Linked DNA regions of Homo sapiens: region 2 is linked to region 1. Evidence: chromatin loops called from intact Hi-C (ENCODE). Cell type or tissue: IMR-90. All regions are shown on one strand. Links, peaks and the distances in the headings refer to the core of each region. The heading gives the core; the rest is flanking DNA. Region 1 overlaps C1QTNF7-AS1 (C1QTNF7 antisense RNA 1). Region 2 overlaps C1QTNF7-AS1 (C1QTNF7 antisense RNA 1).

Region 1 (15,280 bases), core at 2,440-10,439:
CGTCAGGATTCCAAGCCAGGACTTCTGACCCCAGCCCACTGTGTTTTCACCACACACCCTGCTGCCTGCCTGACTTTTTCATTTTCCTCAAATATCACCTCCTGGAACTATCAACTGCATAAGTTAATGACCTGATCTGTCTAATTCTTATTTGGTAATTGGCAGAGACCAGACTTGGCTGTCTGCATTCAAGGTCTCCAAATCAACCCTCTTAAAGGCATCTCTGCTCAGCCTCTCTGCATGAGATCTGGTATTTAGTTCCTAGCACCCACTGTGTACTAAGTTCTTCAGAAACATGTGGTCATTTGAACCTCACAACAATCCTACGCAAGTGCTATTACTATTCTCGTTTTACTGATGAGAAAATATAATAACAGTGTACATTGAACCCACAGGGCATGCAGCAGGAACTCAGGATTGTTCTAAGGATTCCATACTTGTGAGCTCATTTAATTCCCTGACAGCCTTTGAAGTGAGTGCTGTTACTGTTTTCTACTGTAGACATGGATATTGAAGTCAAAAGAAGGCAAGATGTTTGTCCAAGGCCATATCGCTGGGAAATGGCAAAGCCACCCTGTGTTTCATTACTGTGCTCTCCTTCCCCACTGAAAACAGAGGAGCTGTGGAGTCACGGGCACAAGGTCACACGGGCTGTGCCAGCTGAATCCACTTTTGTGCATGGTTTTTTCACAACGAGCTGGAGGTTTGGGCCAGAAAACCCTTTTGTTTGAAAGTCACAGATCTGAAACTCAGCACAAAAGAGGAGAAAGTGATAATGCAAAAGCTGCCTGGGCTGCAAGCAGCGTTTCCTCTTTGGGTTTGTTTTCCTTTCTAATTTGCCAAGCTCTTTCCAGGCTGAGGCAGCTGCCACACAAAGCTCTTGAGGAGATCCCACTAGCTGGCCAAGGGACAACCATTAGACAGATGGGCTGGACCTTCTGTTTCCACCCTTCCATCTGGGCACCAAGAGCCTGGGTCTGCCGTGGGTGTGGGGACACCCTGAAGCTTGCCCATTCCAGGCTCAACCGGATAATGAACTGAAGTCACCTCATAGCAACTTGGACGTGATGTTTGTGGGAATGAAGCTGGTTTGCTCTGTTATTCTGTTGAATTAATCTGGGCTCTGAGCCCCCTTGAAAATCATCAGGAGAACACAATCTAAAAAGATGGGCAGGAAGTGGTTCTTTTGCTGGCCGGAGGTGATTTTGCTGATTGAACTTTTACATGTGGTACGGAACAAATGAACAGAAAAGGCTCGGCTTACGAATCCTCTGCCGTTAGTTCATCTGCACATGTTCTGACCTCTGAAACTGAAGCATGCTGGTAAATCTCAGAGCCTCTTTCCAGCAGTGTCAAACAGTGTGATGAACAAAGGCTTTGAAGTCTGGTATACCAGGGGGTGCTTCACAACATACCCTGGGTGACTATATGACTCTGCCAGGTAACTTTGCCTCTCTGAGCCTCAGTGTCCTCATCAATGAAATGCAAGTTATAAAGCCTTTCTCACAAGGTTGTTGTAAATGTCTGGCACCTAGTATGTGCTCAATAAATAATGCCTATTATCATTCGGGAGAAAACTTTCATGGCCTAAACTATGGCAAAGGAGCAGGTCTGAGTCCTGGCTCCATCTCCTGCTGGCTAGCGGGCTTCTGACATGTCATCTCCCTTCCTGCAACCTTGAATTTGACCTCTGACTGGAAGCGAGGAGATTGAAATATTCCCATCTTTAAGGTCTCTGACTAATCTGCAGTGACTCTCCCACTAGATGATCACTTCCTCCCGTACACACGCTCGCTCACTCTCTCTCTCTCTCTCTCTCTCACTGTCTTCTAGAGTTCATGAGGGAGGAGGATAATACAGGGATCCCAGGCTCTTTGCTGCCAATCTCTGGGAGAAAGACAGGATTTACTGAACAGCTACTAAGTGCCAGGTGCTCATTATTTATTCTCCCACTTAAACCCCTCAGTAACCCTTGATTGGATACTGTCGTCTGTAGTTTACAAAAGAGGAAATAGAACCTGGGGAGGTTTCCACAACCTTCCCAAAGTCACAGTAACTGAAAGAGGCAAAATCCATGCTTATACCCATCTGCCTATTTCCCAACCACTTCTGCTCTAGATGATCTCAAGACTTTGGTAAAATGAAATTTATTTTTCTATAGACAGGTCAGGCACCCATGGTCTATGAAAAACTCACAGCAAATATTGCTGCTGATAACAGCGAAGCACTTTTCCAACTCCACTGTAATGCTGAAATGGGAAGCAAATAAAAGAGGTATTTCCTAGCCTTTTATGATGGACACATTTACAATTTAATTTAGTCATACTGGTTTTGTAGAGTAATGAATCATTTAAGAAGAAAGCCCACGGTAAACAATTCCAATTAGCCTTTGGAAAGCTCCCCAGATGCTGTGGTTTTGGGTTTTCCATGTTGCAGCTGATTATCCCAGCTGTAGCCACATCAGCCAGCTCATCGCATAGTGCAGAAGAAAACACAGTCATCACTGAGCAAAAAATCACTGAAGACAAAATGAAGTCCTTCTTGCCTTGGCTTTTCTCCTGTTATATTTTTGATAATGTCTGTTAGGGAAATGACCAAAAACAACTAAGAAACAACTTGATATTTCCCTCATTTCACATTCCCTGGGCAGCCACTGATGGGTTGAAGAGAACCAAATTACTAAAATGCACTTGGTTGTTGGATAATCAGGGGAAGTGTTTTGTATCTCAGGGTTTGGATGTGACATTTCTGGCCCACTCTACAGGGCAGAAACCTAGCCATTCTTTCCTAATTGCTAAGTTCCCCTCATAAAATCCATCTCCAGGGGAAAACTTTAATTTAGATAGGTCATAAGTTGGAGCCTCTGCCAAAGACAGCACAGGCCGAGAGAAAAGACAATAGTTCTGCCACGGTAATCCTTGGCCACCAGAAATGATGGGGACAGCTTCCTTTTTCCCCTCCCTAAGAAGCTATTTTTCTATTTGGTTCATTTTACTTGTAACAGCAATGGATAGGATTATTAGACATCAAAGCCAATCTGAAAGAAACTCCTTCGACCCTAAACACACACACACACACACACACACACACACACACACACACACACCCCATTGAAAAGAAACTTAAGGGGAATGCTTCTGTTTAAATACATACTTCTTGGCAGAATTTGTTTTAAAATCGGTCAGATTTTCTCCAGAAGAAGCACCAGCCTAGAGAGTCAAGGAAACTGGTTTGGAGCCTCAAAGTCTGGGGCACGCAGGTGTATTGTATTAGTCAGTGGAGGCCAACTGCTGTAACAAACAGCCCCCTTTGTGGCTTGACACAATAAAGGCTTACTTCTTGTTAATGCCACATTGCAACGAAGGTAGGCAGGTGGGGGTGCTCTGTTTTAGTCAAGGACACAGGCTGTTTCATCTGCTGACTCTGCTATCATTTAGGGCTTCAGGATCCTTCATCCACTAGCTCTGATCTTCTTAAGGGCCTCTGAGTCCATCACTGGACACTCTGCCTCCAAACAGCAAACAAAGGAAGAGAGGGCACTGGGGTTAGCTATGGAGAATTTTAGAGAGCAGGCCTGTTGGCGACAGACATCTTTCGTGTACACATTCCATTGGCCAGAACTCATTCACATGGCCACCTAGCTGCCAGTGAGGCTGAGAAATGCAGTCTGGCTATGTGCCTGTGCCATAATAAGAAATACATATTTGGTCTTTGTCCCCAGTTCCTGGCATGTAGCTCCTAAAACCCTTGCAATGTGCAGAGTGATAAGGTGTCTTTTTGTGTGCTAATAAGATGGCTGGTGGCTGGAGGCTGGAGGCCCCTGCCTAGCCTCAGGAAAGACCAAGGCATAAGTAGAAAGCTGGAACTTTCAGTACCACCCTCAGACCCGTGAGAAGGGGAAAGGGGCTGGAGAATAAATTCAGTTGCCAATGGCCAATGATTGAATCAGTCATGCCCATAAAATGGAACTTCCGTGAAAACTGCTAAATGACGGGGCCCAGAGAGCTTCGAGGTTGGTGAACGCATAGAGGTACTGGGAGGGTGGTGCACTCAGATGTGTGCCTCCCCATACTTTGCCCCATGCACCTCTTCCATTGGCTGTTTCTGAGTTTGTAGCCTTTATCATAAGCCAGAGGCCAGGTGCGGTGGCTCACACCCGTAATCCCAGCACTTTGGGAGGCCGAGGCGGGCGGATCACGAGGTCAGGAGTTCAAGACCAGCCTTGCCAATATGGTGAAACCCCGTCTCTACTAAAAATACAAAAATTAGCTGGGCATCGTGGCGTGCACCTGTAATCCCAGCTACTCAGGAGGGTGAGGCAGGAGAATCACTTGAACCCAGGAGGTGGAGGTTGCAGTGAGCAGAGATCGTGACACTGCACTCCAGCCTGGGCGACAGAGCGAGACTCCGTCTCAAAAAAAAAAAAATCGAGAAAACATAAACGAAATGTTTCCCTGGGTTTTGTGAGCTGTTCTGCAAATTATTAAACCTGAGAAGGGGGTCATGGGAACCCCCGATGTATAGCCTATTAGAAGTATAGAGAGCTCAGGACTTGTGACTAGTGTCTGAAGTGGGAGCTGTCTTATGGGACTGAGCTCTAACTAAGAGGTGTATGCTAACTCTTGGTAGTTGGCAAAAAAATTGAATTGAAATGTAGGGGACCCAGCTGGTGTCTGGAGAATTGGAGAATTGGTAGATATAAGGGGAAAAAATACATCTTTGGAATGAAAGTGTTGTGATAAAAATAGCTCAGTGACCAAAAGATGAAAGGAAATTGAAATTGATGGACACATGGCATATTTTTACTACTAAATGTATTGAACAACTACTGCCACAGGAGGGGTCTGTGACATTTTCTTAGAACAAGTTAATTTTGGGTTTTTTGTTCCTGAGAATGTGTTGATATTCTAAACAGTTTATTACTCAGAAAACCATTGTTCTTTCACGTAGGGGTTAAGAAAATGTAAGTTAGTGATCAAGCAAAGATCAGGAATTAGGTGAGATGGAAAGAGGGAGACCCATTTTGCTCATTACTTGAAGATCTTGTTAAAGTTTGCTTTATAGATGGCATCTAAAAGGGTGTGTTTGGGGATATAGTTTCCTGACGCACGTAGAAACGGTGTTTGGATTCAAACTCCACGAATGGCACTACCAAGCCAGTTCTGGAGAAGGCAGAGCTGCCACTGGCTCCAAGCAGAAAATATGGGGCCAGGAACAGAACATTTAGTCAAAAGGGCTTAGGAGCCAGGAAAATTCAGAATCAAAATAGTCTTAAAGGCAGTGACCAGGAGAAGCCAGGGAATTCTGCCATGAACATTAATTTCCTCTATTCTCTGAATGTTCATTTCATTGAGCACCTTCAGCATGCCAGTTTCCATGTTGGAGAGTACAATGATGAGGGAAACTCCATCCCTGCCTGCAAGTTGGAAATGCTTGTGGGTGGACACTGGCCACGTGGTGTGTGGGTAGGCTTGACTGACCTAAGAGTCTACGGTTAAAGGGTGAAGCAGAGTTCTGACAAATGTCAGCTTTAGCAGCCACTAAGATGCCTCCACCCACTCAAGGCAAAATACACTCCTGATACTCTTGTCTTCCTTTGTAAGAATTCCCAAGTCACACCATACCCAGTTCACATCATGGAAACACTGAACTGGGGAATTTTAGAATTGAAAGAGGTTGTGCAAATTACTTAGTCCAGCCTTTTTGTTTTTCATCAGGGGAGAAGGAAAAACTGACCTGTATTGTATGTAGATGAGCCCCAAAGACTCACTTGGACACCAAGATCAGGCAGGCTGTCAGAACAGGACAACTACCATTTGGAGCCAATGGCAGCTCTGCCTTCTCCAGAACTGGCCTTGATAGTGCCATTCATGGAGTTTGAATCCAAACACCGCTTCTACGTGCTTCAGGAAACTATATCCCCAAACACACCCTTTTAGATGCCACCTAAAAAGCAAACTTTAACAAGATCTATGCAGCATGGTAATGGCTAAAACTATTTCATTCAGCAAGCATCTATTGCAATCTCAATACAAGAGCCATTCACCTTCCTTGACAATTGCCTTCACATTTCTCTGATGTCTTCTCCTTCAAACATGCCACTAGCCTGTTTCACTGATTTCTACCCAGTGATCTCAGTTCTCCACCCTGGAGCTCTTATGAAATTCATCTGATCCTTCTTCCATTTTAATACATGTAACGAAAACTTATTAAACATCTATTGCATCTGTTAGAGACTCAGCAAGACAAAGAAAGCATATTAGGATGAAGTCCCTGAGAAACATTTAATAAATGATACACATATTTCCAAAGGTTTGGGTGAGGTTAAAATAAAACAATGATTTGGTGCATTAACTACGGCTAGCCACGGAGGGGAGCCATTACCACCTCTACCACTCCAAAGGGGCAGGAAGAAGGAGAAGTTAACTCTAGGAGACAGCCCAGACAGAATCTGTGGCTTGGGATAGAAGGATTCCACCTTACACACTGCAGCCTGCTAACCTGCATGGGACGGAGCAAAAGGATGAAAACAGACCTCCCTCTTCTGCCCTTTCATCTCCCACCTGCACCTCTTGTTGGCAGAACCTAACCAGAAGCCAGAGGTCATAGGAATCTATGGATGCAGTCAATGCAGGTCAGCTTCCCACGTCCAGGGCAGGACGAAGACTGGAGTGTTTGGGTTGGGGGACAAATGGAGAACACCCAGCCCTCACACATGCCAGGCACTTAACAGAGGAGTTAAGAAAACAGACTTGGTCCTTGATTGCATAGACTGTAAAGGGCATTGGTTGAGAGAGGAAATAGACAAGTACACTTACTAAAAAACTCTGCTAAATGTATGAAGGAAAGACTGGACTCTATGAGAGGTAATAATAGGGGATCAATTTTAGACTGGACGTTCAAAGGTCTTTCCGTGGATGCAGCATTTATGCTGAGATCTGTCGGACGAGAAGGAGCCAGCCAGGTGAACCAGGGGAAGAGGAGCATCCCAGACAGAAGAAGAGTGTGGTCAAAGACCCTTGGGACAGGGCAGCTCTTCAGATATTTGATTGTTTGAACTTGATTTGAATTTGTCTGAAATATACATCGGTTATTTCCTATGGGTTGCCCCCGAAAGGGCCCAGATTGAATGGCAAGGGCAGAGTCAGGAGGCCTGATCCACCAGCCCTGCTCTGGCCCTCATTGGCGAGAGGCGTTGCCCAAGTCCCTGGGTCTCTCCTGTCATGCTTTATCTATAAAATGAAGATGTTGGCTTGTTGGCTTCTGAAGTTGCTTTCAGATCTGAAATCTAGTGTTGGTCACAGACTTTATTTATCTTTTTAAAGATGCTTTTTGACACTTCCCAAAGTTCTATTTCTGCTAAGTGAACGCCCAAGAGCCAGTTACATTTTCTTCAAGTCTTCAGATGAATGGCAGTTGAATGAGATCTGCAATGAGCCGAGGCTGAACTCCATGTACAACTCTACAGGGATTAGATAATATTCCTTGGTATTTGGCCAAAGGAAAAACACAAAGTCATAAAATTAAGGAAAGAGGCTCGGGTGATTGGCTTTGAATTTTAGGAATGGAGAGTTTCATAGGATTGGAGACTGTCTGAGTCATCTCTCTGGCACCCTACCAAAGCTGAATTTCCCTTACAGCCCCCCTAGCCTGCTTAAACACTCCCCGGGACAAACACTGAGCAGGCCCATGATGTCACTGGTCATTGTCTTCATTGAATGTTCCCATCTACCAATTTGAAATCTGTCTCCAAGATGTTCTCTCAGTTTCCCCATCATTCTGCTTTGGGTCCCATAGAACTCAAAGCCCCTCAGAAACTAACTGCCATATTCCCTCTTCCCTCCCCATCATTGGACGCTCCATTCTGTCATTCTGGAAGACTCTTCTGTTTCTCTCAGAGTGATTCTTCCAGTCTCACTGAAATGTCTCTTCTGTGGAGCAGCCGCCCCTCACTTTCTATGTGAAGACAGATTCCTTCTTGTCCCTCAGACTCCACAGCCATCACTCGTGCTTTTGGCTTTATGTCCTGTTCCCCCAAAAAGACTTACTGCTCAGGGAGAGCAACCCCTGTGCCTGCCTCACTATTCCCAGCACCTGGAGCAGTGATGAGTGTTTGGATAATTCCATCCTGAATAAAGGATTTTGAGACCTGGGTATTGCTAATAATTTTAGAATTCACAAACTAGAGGAATAAATTAGTAACAACTAACTATAGAGATGTGTAGACATAACCTATCAGAGACATAGGTTGTTGGCAGAACCTAACCGGAAGCCAGAGGTCACAGGAATCTATGGATATGGTCAACGAAGGTCAGTTTCCCAGGTCCAGGGCAGGATGAAGAAGACTTGAGTGTGTGGGTTGGGGACACACTTCAGGTGTCTGTCTCCAGTTGGTGAGAACAGTTTACACAGTGTGATGAAAAGCAGTCTCTGTTCTGGCTGAGTCAGAGTTATTGTCTATGTCTCAAACATTGTAAACCACGATATACTGATAAGCCAAAAGAGCAAGTTACACCATGCAACCCTATTTCTGGGAGGAAAGGACTATCCACACAATGATGTACAACAGAGAGGAAGGAAGGTCACAGTGTGGAGGGATATATAGTAGTGGAATATAGAAACATTTAGAATCTCATCATAAAATCAAGATAATATCTATCCATCTGCACTTCTAAAAAAACTGACAGGAGTCAAAGAACCTTAAATCTAGAGGTCTAAGTCAATGTTCATCTATGTTGATGCCGTTGCTGAAGCCCCCTTGGCTCCTAATCAGAAATGCTCACCGTCTTGGGATCTACATAGCTATGTACACTGGGCCTTGTGTGCAGAATCTCAGGAGTGATTATACTGTTAGTTTAAGATTCACTTTTATATTTTTAAATCATTTTTGTATCCTCAAACAATGGCAACCAAACTTTTGCTGGGCAGTGGTACTACAACGGAAAAACCTTTCTCAAAATCAACAACTTTGGAATTAAATGTTAGATGCAATTGAATATTATAAAGAAGGCCATAAAATTACCTGAAGTGATAGGCTGAACTGTGAATTTTGGAGTGAGAAATAGATGAAATGAGGAAATGGCTTGCTGGAGTCATTATAGAATCAGGAAAAGGTAATTAAAAAGAAATCAAGGAAAAAATTCTCATGAGTCGGCTACAGGACGCATGTTGCAAAGGAGTCTTTTGACTTAAGGGTTGGCAGTTCATGTGCTCCAAAAATACATTCCTGGCTACTTTATATTTTAATTCCTATGAAAGAATCTGCTTTAGAGTTTGCTGTTTTTTAAATTAGATGAGCTCATTTTGGGAGTCCATCTCTCAAATCAAATAGAATTACACAGATAAAATTTGGAATGATACACACCAAAATTATAAAATTTACAAGATTCTTTTCGGGGGAGTAAGATTATAATTGGCTTGTATTTTCTTCCTTTTATTTATATTTTTTCTTGCTTTTAAAAATTCATATTAATGACTATAAATAAATGAATGTTGCATAATCTTTTTTTAAGAAAGAAATTATGCCACAAGTAGTAGAGCTCTAAAGCCAGAAACACCTGCTGCATCAAGAACATTTCTTTCATGCCAATGTGTGGTAGCCCTGACACAGCACAGATGCGCCCTGGTTTCCTTCTTGCTGGAAGGAATCTCATTACCACCAGGAGTAGTTGACTCCCAAGAACACATATTATATGTTATGCACTTCACTGAAAGGGTAGCAAGAAGGGGTGAGGTCATGGGAGAAAAAAAACTGCCCTCAAAATCTTTGGGGTGTTTTGGAGTCATAGGAGCTATGAACTAGCATGAGTGTACAGTTGCCTCATCCACTTAAGTCCCAGAATGTTTGAGAATACATTTCTGTTCCTTAAACTAGAAGAGAGATTTCCTTTCCAACTTCTTTATCTGAGATTAAACCATGACTAAAGCTTGCACACCAACATCCCATTCTAAGTTTAGGGTCTGAATTCTTCTGTCTAAATTTTCCTCAGGTATCTCCAGGTGGTCCCCCAATCTGTGAGACCAAATAGGACCAATTGTTCATTGTAAGAACATTTCTAGCTCTAGAAAGGGGTGTGGCCCTCTAGGGACTTCTCAGTAATGAAAAAGAAAGGTTGAAAGAAAAGAATCCCTCTTATGGGCAGATGTATTGGGCACATGACTTTGGCTACACAACAATTTCTAGACACCTTCCTCACCCATTCTTCTCCCTAGCTCTAGAGATGAGCAGCTGGTCAGGCCGCCAATCCCAGATGCTTCAGCTTTCTGGCCACAGTGACAGACTTAGGGATAGACATTGGAACCAGATCAGGCCAATCTACGGTTTCTCAGGTCTTTTGCTGAAATTATCTAAAAAGAGATCCACTGTTTTCTCTGACAGCATGGTCTGGGAAGATGTGACAGGCCCAGAGCTGCCCTGAACTATCTTGTACCTCATGAAGAGAGACTACTCAGAGTGAAGCAACATTAAAGAAAAGAGACACAGGCCTCACGACATCACTTGAGCATATGAGTCCATCATTTCAGTCCAGCCACCCACCAAGCCAGGTGCCCATGAACGTGCCAGTTGTCAGACACAATAAGTTCACTTTTTTTTTTTTCTTTTTTGAGACGGAGTCTTGCTCTGTCGCCCAAGCCGGACTGCGGACTGCAGTGGCGCAATCTCGGCTCACTGCAAGCTCCGCTTCCCGGGTTCACGCCATTCTCCTGCCTCAGCCTCCCGAGTAGCTGGGACTACAGGCGCCCGCCACCGCGCCCGGCTAATTTTTTGCATTTTTAGTAGAGACGGGGTTTCACCTTGTTAGCCAGGATGGTCTCGATCTCCTGACCTCATGATCCACCCGCCTCGGCCTCCCAAAGTGCTGGGATTACAGGCGTGAGCCACCGCGCCCGGCCATAAGTTCACTTTTTTTTGATGAACGTCATGTGAGTTGACTTAGAAAGGTGAAATAAAAAGCTTGCAAATAAATACTCCTGAATAACAGAATCAGTCTTATTCTAGGAATGGATTCCACATGAACATAAAGGATAAAAAAACTTCTTAAGACTCAAAATAACACATTTTTCCCGTGATCAAAATTCTGGGGCTACACATTTGCTCCCTGGTTTGACATATCTCTGCTCCCACACATCACCGGGTTTCTGGCTTTAACAGCAGGGGCCATAATTCAGGCACCCATTAGGCACCAGGCATTGTGGCAGGCACTGTGTTTACATTCTCTGTAACTTCACCACAACCTCCAAGTCTGGGATTCCTATCCTTAAGTTGTTAATGCGGAAACTAAAGTAAAGCAGGATTAAGAAATAAGCCCGAAACATCCCAGCTAGTAACTGTCAAGGCTGGCATGTGAATGTAGGTGTGCTGATCTGTTTTGTGTTGCTATAAAGAAATACCTGGGCTGGCCACGGTGGCTCTTGCCTGTAGTCCCAGCACTTTGGGAGGCCGAGGTGGGTGGATCACTTAAGGTCAGGAGTTTGAGACCCGCCCGGACAACATGGTGAAACCCCATCTCTACTAAAAATACAAAAATTAGCCAGGCGTGGTGGCGGGCACCTGTAATCCTAGCTACGTGGGAGGCTGAGGCAGGAGAATCACTTGAACCTGGGAGGCGGAGGTTGGAGTGAGCCGAGATCACGCCACTATATTCCACAGCCTGGGTGACAGAGCAAGACTGTCTCAAAAAAAAAAAGATAATAAAATAAAAATAAGTAAATAAATACCTGATACTGGGTAATTTATTTTAAAAAGAGGTTTATTAGCCTCACGTTTCTGCAGGCTGTACAAGAAGCATGGCTCCAGAACTTGGTTGGTTTCCAGTGAGAGCCTCCAGAACTTGCTTGGTTTCCAGTGACAGCCTCAGGAAGCTTTTACTTATAGCAGAAGGCAAGGGGAGCAGGTGTGTCACATGGCAAGAGAGGAAGCAAGAGAGAAGGGAGGGGGTGCCAGGCTTGTTTTTAACAATCAGTGAACTAATAGAGTAAGAACTCCCTCATTACTGTGAGAAAGTCACTAAGCTATTCATGAGTGTCTGCCCCATGACTCAAACACCTCCCGCAAAGGGCGCACCTCCAACACTGGGGATCAAATTTCAACATGAGATTTGGAAGGGACAAACATCCAAACTATATCAGCACATGTGGCCAGTCATGAGTTTTTGTTTTGGCATGTTGCCTCTCATCTGCCAGAATCCCTAGAATCTCATCTGCCAGAATCCCCAGGTAATCATCCTGTCCAAAAGCCTATTGGGTCCTTGCCACATTTCAGTCAATGTGTCTGGTCAAGGGATAAGGTCAAGGTTGGCAGGGAGTCATGTGCTGCCGATCCCTAGTCTGGTTCTTTGTTTAAAACTCCCACCAGCTCCTTTGGTTTCCCTTACCTCAACCACCACCATGTACCCAAATCTATGTGCCAAATAGGTTTTAAAGCCCCCTGATCATAAACCTTAAAAAGTAAGCCTTTCTATGCACATGTTGAACTGCTTCATGTTGAACTGCCCTCCCCACTTCATTTATCCCATCTGATTGCAGTCTGCTTCCCCCTCCTTGCTACTAGCCTGACCGGGTCATTCATCAGTTCTTGTGCTTCTTTCTCTTTAGAGATGTGGTGCTTCTTCTACTCTTCCAGGTTCAACTCTGACTCCCCTCCAACTGTCCTGGGTGAAACCCCCTCCCTTGCTGACTCATCCCCAAGGCCCTCCCACTCCAGGCCACCCTCACAGATGCTTATCTGCCTGGGCTGGTTCTTAAAATCCATAATCAACGGCCAGATAATTTAATCCTACAAAGTGATTGGCAAATGTGACAGTCCAGGTCCTCCCAGGGACAGGTAACAAGACAGGGTTAAACATGTAAGGACTGTATTGGAGAAATGCCTGTGTAAGAGAGAAAATGATGGGAGCTGGGAAGGTTAGGAGGTCATCAGAACATGATAAGAATCTGACTCAAGCGAAGGAGAGAGGGAGAGGAGGTTGGGGGTAGGGGAAACATCACAGACTGCCTGTCATGCAGTCAAAAGAGGGTTCAGCAAAGCCATCGCGGAGTCCTTGAGAAAAAGCTGCTCACCCAGAGGGATCCCTTAGTCTACTTAGTGTCTGCACCAGGCTCTTCCTTGCCAGGAGCTACCCATGGGAGACACAGCCTTGGTACAAACACCACAGTGGATTTCAAAGCCCAGCAGCTGACTCTGCTGTCTGTGGTGGGGGGTCTGGAGGCAATGCTCATGGCCACCATGGTAGGCCACTTCATGCCAGATGGAAAGGTTGTCATGGGGGAGTCTATTCATTTATTCAGCAAATCATGTATGGAGCATCTCTATGCCAGGTGCTGTGCTAAGATTAAAAATCAAGGCCAGTTTTCTATGCCAGGCTACAAAATAGATTTTTCTGGGGTAGCTGCTCACTGATACTCTCATCAACCTCCTGAAAAAAATGTGCATTACTCCAAGGCCACTAGGATTTGCCCTCTCTTTCTTTAACCTCTGTGAAAGACAATCCTGCTTAGGAGTACAGAACATGGGCTATTTGATAGAGTGATACAGCAAGGTGGCTTGCATTGGGATGCAGTGGTTTCAGAGCAATTCCATGTCACTCAGAGGATCCCTGGGAAGTGACTCAGGAACATCCTTTGGAATCAAGAGGAAGCCAGTTGGGTTGGACTCCAGATCTACCAACATCACATTAACCAGAATAATTGTCCATTTAATATTTCATATCCTACAATTACAAATAGAAACTATTTTTTTAAAAGAGCATAACACTTTTAGAATTTTAAAGTCCAATTTGCAATGGAGTCAGATGACTCCTTTCTATTTTCCTAGAACTTAGCACAGTGCCTTACATACATTGGCAGTTAGTAATGTTAATACATAAACAAATTAGTGAATGAATGAAGTTAACCCAGTGAATCTGTTCCCAGAATGGCTCTTTTAGACAGTTACTATGTTTCCATTTTGCTGATCACAACTTGATATTCTCAGAGTTTCTATTAACTGGTCATGACAAGAGATTACCCAGAGTGGATACTGAGCTTCAGATCCAGGACATCTGAGTCCAAACTTAGAGCCCTTTGTACTGCACTCCTCTGTAGAGACTGTGTGTTCTAGAGCCTTCTTCAAAATCCCCCACTATATCCATGCAGTGTCTAACTGCAGGCAATATAAGGTTCTAGCATTTCTATCTTTTCATCATTTCTCCCCATTGGCCATTAGCAACAGCTACTCTCCATTCCCAGATACCAGCAAGCTTAAAAATAATCTCCCCTCTGCCTATTTCCACATTCTTCAGAAGGTTTTTAAATGCTTAGAGGATATGTGCTCTCAGGTATAGGCCTGGAGCAAGGAAACTTCAACTCCCCCTTTGGTTCTCTTTTTATGAAGTTTTCTCTGTACTTAGGAACATGCACCATGCCATAACAGAATTAAAACCTTAGATCTCTGTTTATAAAGATACAAGAGATAACCTAGTGAACAAGATGTGTTTTTTGTTTTTTGTTTTGGTGTGGCTCTTGCAGAAAATAAATTCCTTTCTTGGCGCTTGCTGAAAGTTTGGACTGTGTGTTTGATGTGAAATTTATATGGAAGCAAAACCTTGGACAATTAAGCCAGCTTGGAATGTTGAAAATGACAATAATAAAAGCTATTCTCTCTGGGGTCTGGTTGCTGTGCTAGGCCTCCATAAACATTATCTCATTTAATCTTCCAACTGCCCTAATGAGAGCTACAATTAATATCCTTGCTTTACAAATGAGAGAACCCAGTTACAGCTTAGATGAGTAATTTGGCAAAGGAAATACAGCTAGTATTAAAGTAATGAATGAAGCATGTAATGTAGCTGACATGTAAATCTTAGTGTAGCACATTTGAAAACAAGTGCTATGTAAATACATAAATTATTTATTTATATGTCATAGAATTAGTATTAAGAGCAGGAATATTGATGTTAATGTATTTTTTTAATTTTTTGATTAATCAGATATAGGCTGTTAATAGCAATAAGGGTATTAGTCAATATGTCACATTCATTGGGTTACAAAATAGTTTTTAAAAGCCAACCTTGGAAATCTCATTAGAGTCCCCTGGTTTCCCAGTTTCTGAAAGTTTTCTATATTAGAGTGATCCAAATGCTGACATGATTAATGATTACATTTTCATAAGCCTCAGTTCCCACATTTGTTGTAGTTCTTCTACCAAATCCACAAGATTCTTTGACAGCTTTGCAAACATTCTTAAAAAATGTTTGTCCATAAACAGTAATAACAAAAACTCCACTCTCAAGATGCACTGATG
Region 2 (15,280 bases), core at 2,779-10,778, 65 kb after region 1:
TGGGATGCATGTGCAGTTGGAGCCCTGAGACCAAGCCCCCAAAATGAGAGGTTAGAACAGGGAGCAGGGAAGGAGTGTGTGTGTGAGGTGTTGTCTGTAGTTTTGTCATCAATGACAAGCCACAGATTAATTTTCTCATGATGCTTTTGTGCCCTGGCAGCATTAATGTCACTAAAATGGAAAATCAAGGATCAGGAAACCAGCCCAGGCTGTCATCTATGATTGATGGCTTAGAAGGGATTTTGCGTTATTCAGGTTACTGTTGTAATTGAATAAAAGTAAGAGGTGGAGATGGCATCATTCAGGGCCCTGAATTCCCTTCGGCAAGTGAGCGCCAAACAACAGATTGAGTTAGACATGTTTAAAAATCTCAAGATAATTTAAAAACATAAAATAATATAATAGTGATGATTCAGTGTCTAAAACAAGGCCTTATATCTAGTAGGCACTTGATGAGTATTTGTTGTATAAACGAGGGAGTATTGATCTCTTTTCTATCATATAGTGTCCCCCAAATCACAAAAGATTTTCAAGCGTAAACTAATTGGTCTTTAACAACATCCTGAGGGATGTTGAAAAGAGCCTATGTAATCCTTTTGTCTTAATCACTGAGGACTCTGGGATATGAAGAAGTTAAGTGATTTAGAAAGATAATATTCAATAAATCGTGGGCAACGTCAAGAGAAAAACATATCTCAAACTTCCTGCTTCCCCTCCAGGGAGCATTCCAACTCTCTCACTGTTTCCATTGACTTGCTGCTTGAAAACACTCTATGGTATAACAATGCCAGTAAGAACCTTTACTTTTCAAGCAGTGGTCCAGAGCAGACCTCTCTCTTGGTCCATTTATTAGGGATAATAGTGCCAAGATACGTTTCCTTTCTCCTTTCTCATGAAGTTAAATCTCCCCCCATGCCTTCTTTACAGACACTCACACTCTTAATAAAAGATTCTGCTAAATTGGCAACTTATAATGGATTCTTGGTTCTGTCAGCTTCTGGTCCTTTGGGCAAATGCCAGAGCTCATCAGCCCAGCCCAGACCTCTCCCTCCACACCAAAACCTGGAGATCGGGGACAAATCAAAACAATCCAGGGAAACAAGCCATGGGCTCCAAGAAGAATGGCAATAGCTATGAACTCAGAATTCACCTGTCCAACCTCACCTTCTGCAGATGAGCAAAAAGTGTCTGCCAAAAGGAGATGTGATCCAAGCCTGCACCATGGCTGCAATCAACCCCTGAAGTTCAGGCTCCCCAAGGACCCTGAGCATCTCCAGATTCGCAGAGAGAATGCTTCTAGGGAGGAGCTGGTCATTAAGTCATGGAATCAGGTTTCCTGTGCTACATGCTTTGTGACATTAAACAAGTCACTTCCTCTCATTTGTATTTGAGATGGACTCAACATCCAAGTTAAGTAAAGAATGACAATTTATGATTTAAAATGGAAGCAATGTGTTTAGCTCTTGAAAGGAAAAGGGATTTGGGAGGTAAAGGGGTCTTTTTGTGGTCACAGCAGCACTAATTTCGTTGCATTTTGAGTCATTTTGTAAATTGGCTAAGGCAATGGTTAAGCAGTCGGTCTCATGCCAAATAATTATTCCACCTTGGAAACTTATGAGATGCTAGACAAAATAGACACTTTCAAAATCTCTTGGCTCAAATACATATTAGCTGCACAAACTTAGGCAATGAACCTCAAAGTCTGAATCTCTTCATCTGAAATATGATCTTTTAGATCTTCTATGCCTGAGGATTAAATGAAATAAGGTATGTATGGAGCCAAATGCAGTGCTTGGTACATGTAAAGTTCACAAGAGAAGCTACTCTCATTTCAGTTCCCTGTGCAACTGAATTCTTTCTCCTCTGACTGGTATAAGGAAAGATGTGTTCCTGATAACACTTCTCAATGTGCTGTGTGATGTTAACAAAATCAGCCACCTCTCTGAACCTCATTTTCCTTCTCCATAATGAGGTGGTAGATCTGGGCAATCTCTGGGATTTCTCTAGGTTGTGCTATGTTTTGATTCTCCCCAGAAAAGTAATATCTCCCATGGTGAGATCCTAAGCAGTTTCTATTTTTTCTTATTTTTATTCTTGTCTCTCCACATGTGAGGTATAGCAGTAGTTTTCCACTGCCTGTGGCCATGATGCTGCCTCTTTTGTTGAAAAGGCATAAGAAGGGACCATACTGTCATCTCCTCTTCACCATACGACCATGTAGGAATTCAGCTGAAATTGTGGGAGAGAGGCCTGGGCTCCAGCTTTCATTTCAGTCAATCTTTAGTCCTAGGGTACACTGGAGGATAAGAAAGAAATTATATTACTAGCAAACAAAATGCAGCAGGCCACACACCCACCATTTCATTTACTATGACAATCATGAGAAGCCTTTATTATCTGCAGACTGTCTGGGACCATAGATCAGATCTGCAACTTTCTAGCTGTGCAACCTCGAGCAGTTTGCTTAACCTCTCTGTGCCTCAGTGTACTAGTCTGTAAAACAGGCATCATAAGAGAACTTGCCTCATAGGGTTGTTATAAATATTATAAACTTTAATCAACGTAAAGTGCTTCCAGTAGCTCCTGGCACATAATAAATGTTCTCATTGTGTTCACTATTCTTTTTGATGTTTTTTAATTGTTCTGTGCCAGAGGCTTTGCTGTGGATTAGGCATCAACTATAAAGGTCACAGCCCCTGATCCCAAAGAACTTGCAGCTTCACATGACAGACTTGCATGTGGCTCACTTCAGTCCGTGATCAGTCTGCCTGTCAGTTCTAGAGTTCTCAACATGGTCAGGCTCTCTGCTTGGTGCCCAGGACACAAAGACAGAAACATCATGGTCCTTACTATACGGAGTCAGGGGAGTCCAGGAGAGAGCCATCTGGAGTTAGGCTGTCTTGATTGAATCTAAAGTGCCAGTCGCTAATAGTGTACCTTGAGTAAATTACTTACTCTCTGTGCCCTTCCATGTTCTCATCTGCAAATGCCACTAACCTTAGACCAATGGCACTAACCTTACTGGGTTGTTGTGAGCCTTGGATGAGATACCAGGCATGAAGACCTGGCACAGGACACAAGTAGACAGGCTGGCAGCTCCTGCCATGACAGAATACACCCAAGGTGCCATTGAAGCACATAAAGAGAGGCAACCAACTCAGATAGGAGTGAGAAGAGGCATCAAGGATGTTTCTGGAGGAGTGGATCCATGGAGTGACTGTTAAAGAACAAGCAATGCTGACTAGTTACACCCTGGAGACTATTCTGGTGGAAGAAAACATGAGACTCAGAAAATGTAGTGCAGATGCAGTTCTCTGCAGAGTTTTCTCACCACAGGCATACCTGCGAGATAAAACAGCTCTCCTGCCTAGTTCAGGTCAAAGGAAGTTGAATCTTAAAGTTTCAAATCTGGATGTGGAGTTAATTGCCCACAAGAGATCAATGTAGCTCCAAAGTCAGAGCCAAATCCCTTAGATTTGTTTGTGACACAAAAACACAGAGGTGAGGATGGAAGGTTTGTCCCTAGGGTGTCATCATCCCTTGCCACCTGCATTTGATGTGAAATTTGACATGAAATAGAGACCTATCTTGGCAGAGCTAGTCTCGAGTGGTCCAAAGTAGAGCTAGACCATACCCTCCACTCTGCTTCTCAGAAGAACAAAATTAGCACAGCTAGGACACACAGTATGAGGAAGGTCAGCACATTCTGCACCTAAGAAATCAGCAGATTTTAAATTTCTGGCAGCCTCTCTCCAAGCCCAGGAGAATCATAAGAACAGACTACAACACTGAAATCTATTACATTTTGCAGACATCCACTGTCGGTGTAAAGTCTGCTGTTCAACAAAGCTTAGGATATCTTTGAAAAGAGAAAGCAAACATTTTCTGCAACAAATTATCCCAGGAAACAAGACAACGCCCAGACTCCTAGCCTCTGCACCTTTAAACTAGAAGTTATGTGTATCTGGAAATATTTTACATCTCCCCACTTTGGGCAAGGCAATCAAGGATGCCAATGAAGATGCAAGCCTGTGTCCTCCACAGGCTTACAGGATAAATTCAAGAAAACATGAAGAGGAAGATGAAAAAAGGACCAAAAGAATGCCCTGCTGCTGGTCTTTTTCTCAGCTTTAATTACGCCCCTGCTTTATATAAAAAGATACTATGATTTTGCATCTACACAATAATTTTGTTTAGTTTGTTTGAGCGTGGATCTGTACATCTCCCTGCTTCTTTGGTAAATTCAGCTGCAGGGTGTGAGGTAACCCAGGAAAATGGAAAGGTAGCAACTGCATCCATTGGCGTTAGCTCTGTACAGATGAAAACCATCAGTCCCTATCACATATAAATTTTAAAGAAAACTTTAGGATGTATACAGTGTTTACCCAAAGGCTAGTCTCTATCATGGCAAACTTTGCTAACTTCTCATCCACCACCTAATTTGTAAATGTTGGGATGACCCTACACTCAGTCCTGGGTGCTCTTTTCTACTTTCTTTACCTTCTTTCTGCAGGTAAAATTATCCATCTCCATGCCTTCAACAGCTACCTGCATTGCATTTCCATATTAGCCACTGAGGGTTAGGATACGCTGCAATAACAAACAATCCCCCCAAACCACAGGGGCTTATCGCAACAAAGGCTTATTTTTCACACAAATTGTGCTGGGTGTCTGAATGGCTCTCTGAGTCAGCTATCCTCTATGGGATGGTTCAACATTTCTCTTCTGTGTCAGAATGAGCTTCCATCATTGCTGTGATAGGAGAAAACTAGCTGGTTGAACCTCACATGGGGAATTAATTGATTTGCCTGGAAGCAACATGCATCACTTCCAATCACATGTGACTGTCCAAATCAAATCACAGGGCTCTACGTCATGCCTACCTTATCATCCTCACATCAGTCATCTGTTTCTGACTCCTCCCAAAGGGTCCTTTCCCACCCTGGGGATGTCCCAAAGCTGGGTTGACTGTTGCTGTAATTGACCCCAGTGATTCAAAAGTCCCCATTCTGCCTCCCTCGGTCCCTTGTTACATTGATTTTGAACTTTGCCACATGATTTGCTTTGGCTGCAGAACAATAGAACATGGGATACAAGCAGATACCTGCTCACTGGGGCTTACTGGCTCTTGCTGCTCTTCGGAACCCTGACTAAACCATGAGAACAAGCATAGTAGAGGATGAGACAATGCAAAGAGAGATAAGGCATCCCATTTGGGGACCTTTACACTAAGTGTCCTGTCAACCTCTAGGCATAAATGGAGCCACCCTACACCCCCCACTGCCAGCAAAATGCCAGCTGACCATGGAGATTGGCCAAGATATCCTTGAGCAGAAAACCATTCAGCTAACCCTAAGAACTGTGAGAAATAATCTATGTTTGTCATTTATAGGTGTTTTGTTACTCAGCAAAAGCTAACCAATTGCATACTAACAGTTCTGTTGAGACGTTTTTCTTCTCTTAGCTCTTTACCCCATTGTCTTCCTTTTTATCCTTCAGGCTTTGGGTGAAATGTCAGTATTTTTAGACTCTACTTGTGAGAGCTTGCTTTTCACAAAATCCTCAGCAATTATACTTGGCTTATAGCTTCTGAATATGTTGGAGCTCTCACATGGTGTTCATTAAAACCTTCACGTTGGTCTGTGTGACGATATCTATTATACTCATCGTACTGTTTACCTCCATTCCTTTTATGTAATAAATTCCCTGTCATTCCTAGATTTTTACATTATGGCTTTACATTTTGCCATGTCAGCAAATCTTCCTAAGATATTCAATTTGATTTAGTAAAAATTACTGAGTATCTACCACATGACAGGCTAGGCACTGAGTATTTACAGATGAGCAAACCACAGTTCCTGTACTTGACAATCTACAGTCATAGAGCAAACAAGTGAGTAAGTGGAATGCAGAAAACAGGATGCTTATAATAGCAGAAGCATGAAGCAGTGACCTAGCAGAGAGACAGGAGAGACTCGGGTGAGGGAAGGGGAAAGCAAAGCAGGATCCATTGAACAAGGCTTCCCAGAGGAAGGACAGAGCTGCATTTTAAAGGATGACGGATTCACAAAGCAGGGAGAGGGCATTCCAGGCTGAGGAAAAAAGCATAAGTAAATCAAAGAAGCAAAGAACACAGGGATTGGATAACAAGGTCAAGGGTAGACCACAGGCAGTTGTGTGTTACTGGCAGGGAACATGGAATAGGGAGTGGTAAGGAATGAGACAGGCTGAGGAGGCAGGGGGCCAGGGGATAGCAGACAGTGCAGCCATCTTAGGCAACCCAGATGCTTCTCCTATCCTTTTCCATCTCTTTTTATTGGCCTTAAAACGGTGGGTCATCAGTATCTCACCCATCTCCACTCAACCTCTCCACCTTCTGACATGAAGGTTATCCAGGCTGACTTTAGGATAACAATTTCCTGCTTCCTGAAGCTGTTCTTTCTCTTTCTTCTTAACTGCACCAGCTGCCCTTCCCTATCCTACCCACCCCCTCACCAGCATATCCCACATAGACACAATGTTTTCTCTTCCATTACTGATTTCATCAATGACTCTCCTTTTCCTCTTCTCCCCTTATTGCAGGCCATATCACACACTGAATGACTTCCAGAGGAGAGAAGACATTCCAGGCAGAGGCCAACATGTGACCAAAAGCGAAAACCACTGACAAGGGCAGGAAGGAGGTTGGAGCCAGAGGTGATCCCAACAGAAATTTATTATCTGGGCTTGAGTCAAAGGTTTATATCCAGGGAGTAGTGGGTGTTTGGTGAGTCGTGAGTAGGAAAAGGAGGCAGCAGGTAGGCATGGTGGGTCTTGTATAACAGGCTGAGGAGTTTATATTTCTAACCTGAAAGCAAGAGGGAGCCCCTGCAGACTTTTCACCAGATGATTCTGTGCTATACTGAGCAACCTGGAGACGGGCCATACATCGCACTAACATAAACTGCATTACCCCAGGATACAGAAACTGTTGCCAGGACCTTGTTACCAGAACAAGCACAGGATGAAAGGATCCAGAAAGAACATGCCAGTGCTTTGGGAGTTCTAGGTGGGAAGATCACTTGAGGCCAGGAGTTTGAGACCAGCATGGTCAACAGAGCAAGACTGTCTCTACAAAAATAAAAATAATTATCCAGTTGTGACAGCAGGCACCTGCAGCCGTAGCTACTTGAGAGGGTGAGGCAGGAGGATCGCTGAGCCCAAGAGTTCCAGGTTACGGTGAGCACTGATTGCAACACTGCATCCCAGCCTGGGTGACAGAGCGAGACCCTGTCTCTTAAAAAAAATTTTTAAAAAAGGGAAAGTGTGATTATATAAGAAAGAGTGGTCATGCTCTGATTATGTGTCAACTGTCCTGTGTTCTATGTAAAATAATGTGATAGGCTCTTTATGTATGTTCTCTCATTTAACCTAATTAATCCCCACAATAGCCATGTGAGTTAGAAATTATTATCCCCACTGTTCAGTCAAGAACTGAAGCTCTAAGAGATTTAATGCCTTGAGGAAGTTCACATAGCTGGTGAGTGATGAAACTGACAACCAGGTCCATCCCCAGTGTACAACTCTTGGCTGCGCAGTTACTGTATGGCTGTTGTTCGTAATCAACACCCACACAGTAACAGTAATAGTAATGGGAGAAGCTTAAACTGACAACCTGGCCCTTTAAGGGGCTCCACACAGCCCTAATTTAGTGAAGCTCTTCCTCCCATATCTGTTAAGATACAAATCTGTACTTGGTTAGCATTCCATCTGCAATTTCATGTCAAAATGAATTTTATTCCTGCACACTCTTCTTTTAAATTCCAATCTCTATTTCTATCATTAGTTTTCAGTTTTAAAGTGACCACAGAGACCTCCTTGACCAAAGCCTTCTCTCCCCTTTTGCACTTTGGTTATTATGATTTACTGGTTGGGGCCTCCCTGATGAAGGCAAGTGGACAGACAACCCTCTTTTCTTGAAGGAGTCCATTAAAACCCAGCTATTGAGCCAAATGCAGTTATGTCTCTTCCCTGATACTCTCTCTCCCTCACACCTGCAACCACTTTCCCATTCCATCTGATAAGGTTTGTCCTTCAGGAGTCCTGTGTCTTCTCCCCCATCCATCTCAAAGCAGTCCAGAGCTTTGGCCTCCAGCTTGGATTTCCCCACCCCACTCTAAACAGCTCTCTTACTTTGCTCTACTGACCCAGATCTGTCAATCACTTTACAGCCATGAATATCCAAACCCTCCACTTCTTTCAAGTCCAGCTGTCACTATTTCCTCTCACACCTGGATCTTTATCATTTCTTCTCAATTTCTCCTGGCAACTCATCAACACTTCATATGTTATCACTCAAGGAGTTAGGCAAAACAATGGTCCCCAAGGTGTCCACACTCTAATCCCCAATACTTAACAATATGGAACTTTACATCGTAAAAGAGACTTTGCAGATGTGATTAAATTAAGGACCTTGAGATGGGAAGATGGATGATCCTGGATTTTCTGGGTTGGCCCAATGTAATCACAAGGGTCCTTGGGAGTGATACAATGCAAAAACTCAAACAATCGCAGCTGGCTTTGAAGATGGAGAAAAGAAACTGTTAACTAAGGAAGGGAGATGACCTCAAGAATCTAGATAGGCAAGAAAATGAACGCCCAACCCCAAGCTTCCAGAATGAAATGCAGCTCTGCCAACACCTTGATTTTAGCCAAGTGGGACTTGTGTTGATCCATTAAACTATAAAACTATAGAATAACAAATTTATGTTGTTTAAGCCACTAAGTTTGTGAGAATTTATTGAACCAGCCATAGAAAACCAAAACATTCCCTCAGTGAGTCCTCCCAGAGATTAAAATGGAACTTAGATTAACTGAACTTACTCCAGATATGAGAACTGGGAGTCTTGTTTGAGTCACTGAAAGTTGACCAGAGAACACTTCTTGCTAGAATTCTTTCTGGAAACTTTCCTGAAACCATGGTTTCTTCATCTCAGCGAGCTGAGTGCTCTCTACCTTCTTGCTACCCAGGATGGTCCATGGACCAAGCAGGCGTAGCAGCATCCAGTAGCTCATTAGGAAACAAGAAATGACAAGAAGCCTGCTGACTTAGAACCTGCCTGTTAAGCAGAGCTACAGATGATTCGGAAGCACATTCAAGTTTGAGATGTACAGTGCTCCAATTCGGAAGCACATTCAAGTTTAAGATGTGCAGTGCTCCAATTCGGAAGCACTTTCAAGTTTGAGATGTGCAGTGCTCCACATCTAAAAATGATACCAAAAGTAGTTGCACTGGCTGATTACTTTCCTGCAGTTAGTATCTGTTTACACTGGTAGCAGAATTTCTCAAGCCAAGAACTAGACAACAACTTGAGGATTATCTCATCCAATGGCATTCAAACATGTTCGCCAGAAATTTATTTTTTTAATCATCTCAGAAGCACAGTATATAGCAAAAACAGGAAAGTGGAGCTTCTCAATTAGGAAAATGATGTGGAGCCCCAGAGCCCTACCTTGCCTCATCCTCTACCATCAGTTCTAGAGTTAACTCTGAGGCATCTCTTTGAAACCTGAGGAGTCTGCCTTACAGTTTGAAAATAATCGATTTTAAGCTAAATCCCTCTCAACAAGTGTGGGAAAAACTAAGACTTGGAGAGAATAAGGAACTTGCCCAGGTTCATAGATACAATTATGAAGTTGGCAAAGTGAAACCTTCTCAACATGATAGATTTGTTAGTAAGCTCACCAGCTTTTGCACAACCATAAGTTTTTTCTCTTTCAAAATAGTCTCTCTAGGAGGCTGAACATCCCTACTAAGGAATGATTCTGCTGTCCCTCAAAGCTTTATTAGAAATCTTCTGTGGCTACCTTCCCCACAGTTCCACCACTTCTGCCTAGTCTGCATATTAACAGAGGGGATTGGAACTTGGTGGGAGAAGGGAGCACTTTGGTGTTTGGAAATAATGAAAGTGAGTCACTGTATTAGTCTGTTTTCACACTGCTATAAAGATATAAGCTGAGACTGAGAATTTATAAGCAAAAAAGTTTTAATTGACTCAGTTTCACATGGCTGGGGAGGCCTCAGGAAACTTACAATCATGGTGGAAGGTGAATGGGAAGCAGGTACCTTCTTTACATGATGGCAGGAGAGAGAGACAGTGCAGAGGAAACTGCCATTTCTAAAACCATCAGATCTCATAAGAACTTCCTCACTATCATGAGAACAGCATGAAGGAAACTGCCCCATGATCTAATCATACCAGGTCTCTCCCTCTATACATGGGGATTACAATTTGCGATGCGATTTGGGTGGGGACACAGACCCAAACCATATCATTCTGCCCCGACTCCTCCCAAATCTCAAGTCCTATTCACATTCAAAATCAATCACGTCTTCCCAACAGTCCTCCAAAATCTTAACTCATTGTAGCATTAACCCAAAAGTCCAAGTCCAAAGTCTCATCTGAGAAAAGGTAAGTCCCTTTCACCTATGAGCCCATAGAATCAAAAACAAGTTAGTTACTTCCAAGATAGAATGGGGATACAGGCATTGGGTGAATGTGTTCCCATTACAAATGGGAGAAATTGGCCAAAACAAAGGAGCCACAGGCCCCATGCAAGTCTGAAACCTGGCAGAAAAGTCATTAAATCTTAAAGTTCCAAAATGATCTCTTTTGACTCTATGTTGCACATTCAGGACACTCTGATGCAAGGAGTAGGATCCCAAGAAGTTGGGCAGCTCCACCTCTGTGGCTCGGCAGGGTACAGCTGCTGTGGCTGCTTTAATGCACTCATGTTGAGTGCCTGCAGCTTTTTCCAAGTGTACAGTGCAAGCTGTTGGTAGATCTAGCATTCTGGGGTCTGGAGGATAGTGGCCCTCTTCTCACAGCTCCACTAAGCAGTGCTCCCATGGGGACTCTATGTGAGGGCTTCCACCCCACATTTCCCCACTGCACTGCCCTAGTAGAGGTTCTCCCTGAGTTCTCCACTCCTGCAGCAGACTTCTGCCTAGACATTCAGGCATTTCCATACACACTCTGAAATCCAGGCAGAGGCTGCCAACCCTCAACTCTCGTCTTCTGTGCACTTGCAGGCCCAACACCACATAAAAGTCGCCAAGGTTTTGGGCTTGCACCCTCTGAAGGAATGGCCCGAGCTGTACCCTGTCCCTTTTTAGCCATGGCTGGAATTAGAGTGTCTGGGATGCAGGGTACAAAGTCCCGAGGCTGCAGGGAAGAGGGGGGCCCTGGGCCTGGCCCATGAAAACATTTTCCTCCTAAGCCTCTGTGCCTGTGATGGCAGGGGCTGCTGTGAAGATCTCTGACATGCCCTGGAGATATTTTCCCTATTGTCTTAGAGACTAACATTCAGCTTCTCATTACTTACGCAAATTTCTTCAGCTGGCTTGAATTTCTCCCCAGAAAATGAGTTTTTCTTTTCTACTTCATGGTCAGGCTGCAGTTTTTTCAAACCTTTATGCTCTGCTTCCCTTTTACACATAGGCTCCCATTTCAAATCATCTCTTCATGAATGCATACAACTGAACACTTTCAGAGTAAGCAAGATCACATCTTGAGTGCTCTGCTGCTTAGAAATTGCCTCTGCCTTTCTCAAGTTCAAATTCTACAGATCTCTAAGGCAGGAGCAAAATGCTGCGAGTCTGTATGTTAAACTGTAGATGAGTGACCTTTACTCAGGTTCCCAATAAGTTCCTCTTCTCCATCTAAGACTACTTCAGCCTGGAATTCATTGTCCATATCACTATCGGCATTTTGGTCAAAACCTTTCAACAAGTCTCTAGGAAGTTCCAAACTTTCCCACATTTTCCTGTCTTCTTCTGAGCCCTCCAAACTGTACCAGCCTCTGCCTGTTACCAAGTTCGAAAGTTACTTCCACATTTTCAGGTTATCTTTAAAGCAGTGCCCCACTTCTGGTACCAATTCTGTGTATTAGTCTATTTTCACACTGCTGTAAAGATACTACCTGAGACTGGGTAATTTATAAACAAAGGAGGCTTAATTGACTCACAGTTTTGCATGGCTGGGGAGGCCTCAGGAAACTTATAATCAGGCAGAAGGTTAAGAGGCAGCAGGCACTTTCTTCACATGGTATCAGGAGAGAGAGAAAACGCACAGGGGAAACTGCCATTTTTAAAACCATCAGCATCAGATCTCATGAGAACTTCCGCACTATCAGGAGAACAGCATGGGGAAAACCACTCCCATGATCCAATCACCTCCCATTGGGCCCCTCCCACAACATGTGGGGATTACAATTTGAGATGAGATTTGGATGAGGGCACAGAGTAAAACCATATCAGTCACAGCTTAATCTGGTGAATTCACCAGATGATATGGTTTGGTTGTGTCCCCACCAAACTTCAACTTGAATTGTATCTCCCAGAATTCCCATGAGCTGTGGGATGAACCTAGGTAATTGAATCATGGAGGCCATTCTTTCCTGTGCTATTCTTGTGATAGTGAATAAGTCTCATGATTTCTGATGGGTTTTTCAGGTGTTTCTGCTTTTGCTCCTTCTTCTTATTTTCTCTTGCTGCTGCCATCTAAGAAATGCCTTTCGCCTCCCACCATGATTCTGAGGCCTTCCCAGTCATGTGGAACTGTAAGTCCAATTAAACCTATTTTCCTTCCCAGTCTCAGGTATGTCTTGATCAACAGTGTGAAAAGAGACTAATACAATAAATCAGTACCTGTTGGTAGAGTGGAGCGTTGCTGGAAAGATACCCAAAAATGTGGAAGTAACTTCGGAATTGAGTAACAGGCAGAGATTGGAACAGTTTGAAGGGCTCAGAAGAAGACAGGAAAATGTGGGAAAGTTTGGAACTCTCTAGAGACTTGTTGAATGGCTTTGCCCATAATGCTCATAGCAATATGGACAATATAATCCAGGCTGAGATGGTCTCAAAAGGACATACAGAACTTGTTGTGAACTGGAGCAAAGATGACTCTTGTTATGTTTAGCAAAGAGACTGGCAGCATTTTGCCCCTGCCCTAGAGATTTGTGAAACTTTGAACTTGAGAAAGATGATTTAGGGTGTCTGGTGGAAGAAATTTCTAAGCAGCAAAGCATTCAAAAGGTGACTTGGGTGCTGTTAAAAGTATTCGATTTTAAAAGGAAAACAGAGCATAAAGGTTCAGAAAATCTATGGTCTGATGATGCAGCAGAAAAGAAAACCCATTTTTTTGAAGAGAAATTTAAGACAGCTGCAGAAATTTGCATAAGTAGCAAGAAGCCTAATGTTAATCCCCAAGACCATGGGAAAATGTCTCTGGGCCATGTCAGAGGTCTTCATGGCAGACCCTCCCATCACAGGCCCAGAGGCCTGGGGGGAAAAAGTGGTTTTGTGGGCCAGACCCAAGGTCCCCATGCTGTATGCAGCCTAGGGACTTGGTGCCCTGTGCCCCAGTTGCCCCAGCCATGGCTCAAAGGGCCAAGATAGATCTCAGGCTGTGTCTTCAGAGGGTGGAAGCCCCAAGCCTTGGCAGCTTCCACGTGGTGTTGAGCCTTCAGGTGCCCAGAAGTCAAGAGTTGAGGTTTGGAAACTTCTATCTAGATTTCAGAAGATGTGTGGAAACGCCTGGCTGTCCAGGCAAAAGTTTGCTGCAGGGGTGGGGCCCTCAGGGAGAACCTCTGCTAAGGCAGTGCAGAAGGGAAATGTGGGATCAGAGACCCCACACTGAGTTCCTACTGGGGCACTGCTTAGTGCAGCTGTGAGAAGAGGGCCACCATCCTCCAGACCCCAGAACAGTAGATCCACCAACAGCTTGCACCGTGCACATGGAAATGCCACAGACATTTCACACCAGCCCATGAAAGCAGCCAGGAAGGAGGCTGTACCCTACAAAGGCAGAAGGTGGAGCTGCCCAAGACCATGGGAACCCACCTCTTGCATTAGTGTGGCCTGGATGTGAGACCTGGAGTCAAAGGAGATCATTTTGGAGTTGTAAAATTTGACTGCCCCACTGGATTTCGTACTTGCATGGGGCCTGTAACCCCTTTGTTTTGGTCAATTTCTCTCATTTGGAATGGCTGTATTTACCTAATACCTGCATCCCCATTGTATCTAGGAAGTAACTAGCTTGCTTTTGATTTTACAGGCTCTTAGGTGGAAGGGACTTGCCTTGTCTCAGATGAGACTTTGCATTGTGGACTTTTGGGTTAACGCTCAAATGAGTTAAGACTTTGAGGGACTGTTGGGAAGGCATGAATGGTTTTGAAATATGAGGACGTGAGATTTGGAGGGGCCAGGGGCAGAATGATATGGTTTGGCTGTGTCCCCATCCAAATCTCAACTTGAATTGTATCTCCTAGAATTCCCATGTGTTGTGGGAGGGACCCACTGGGCAGTAATTAAATCATGGGGACTGGTCTTTCCTGTGCTATTCTCATGATAGTGAATAAGCCTCACGAGGTCTGATGGGTTTATCAAGGATTTCTGCTTTTGCTTCTTCTCATTTTCTCTTGCTTCCACCATTTAAGAACTGCCTTTCACCTCCCACCATGATTCTGAGGCCTCCCAAGCCATTTGGAACTGTAAGTCCAATTCAACTTCATTTTCTTCCCAGTCTCAGGTATGTCTTCATCAGCAGCATCAAAACAGACTAATACATAAGATTATTAGGGAACATACACCCTATTCTTTTAGACATTGTGTATGACCAAAGTCTCCTGAGACTAATGGATTAGTGATGAGTACACTGACAGGAGGGAGGTAACCATTATTGAGCACCTACTGTAGGCCACAGTTCCCGAGGATATGTTTGCCTACTTTGTTCCATTTGATCTTGACAGTAACCCATTGAGGGAGGGTCTGTTGCCATCACTATAGTGATGATAGTTCCCATACCTGAGATGAAGAAACTGAGGCCAAAGATCATATGAGCAATAAAGGACAAGCATAAACCTTTCTGGCTCCAAAGCCTGCATTCTTTCTATTAAAGTATATATCTCTGATAGACTTATTAGAAAACAAATGCGTCTGCTGTTGCCTAGAAGTAAAAGGCCTTAAGTCTTCCAGATGCTCTTTGTTTAATGCAAGTGCCTCTTTTGTTGTACTTATCATTCTACTAGCAATAAGTGGCTTGTATGTCTGCCTCCCCAGCTCTGGGAGAATTTCTGAATCCCCAGGGCTTAGCACAGTAATCAGCAGTGCTCAGTAAATGTTCACCAAATGCTGTGATGTGAATGTTGGTGTTTCCTAAAAATTCATGTGTTGAATGTTAATCCCCAAGGTGATAGTATTAAGAGCAGGAGACTTTGGGGAAGTGATTAAGTTATGAGT

The links. Peaks named below come from ENCODE experiments on the same cell type or tissue, not always from the same donor. Only the 100,000 strongest peaks of a DNase experiment are listed, where the experiment ranks them.
Region 2: it touches region 1 in a loop (5-fold over the local background); 3 of 110 quality-filtered maps call a loop at or near these places.

Annotation. Positions count from the first base shown.
Region 1 is chr4:15,232,520-15,247,799 of GRCh38, forward strand. All of the region lies in intron 2 of C1QTNF7-AS1 (C1QTNF7 antisense RNA 1), which reads right to left. Among named protein-coding and RNA genes, the nearest start is that of C1QTNF7-AS1, 190 kb to the right of the region's middle. In IMR-90, for the core only: a CTCF peak has its summit at 6,373; DNase peaks (open chromatin) are centred at 6,402 and 8,442; H3K27ac peaks cover 430 bases.
Region 2 is chr4:15,297,361-15,312,640 of GRCh38, forward strand. All of the region lies in intron 1 of C1QTNF7-AS1 (C1QTNF7 antisense RNA 1), which reads right to left. Among named protein-coding and RNA genes, the nearest start is that of C1QTNF7-AS1, 120 kb to the right of the region's middle. In IMR-90, for the core only: no CTCF peak of the experiment used is centred there; a DNase peak (open chromatin) is centred at 5,911; H3K27ac peaks cover 887 bases; H3K27me3 peaks cover 391 bases.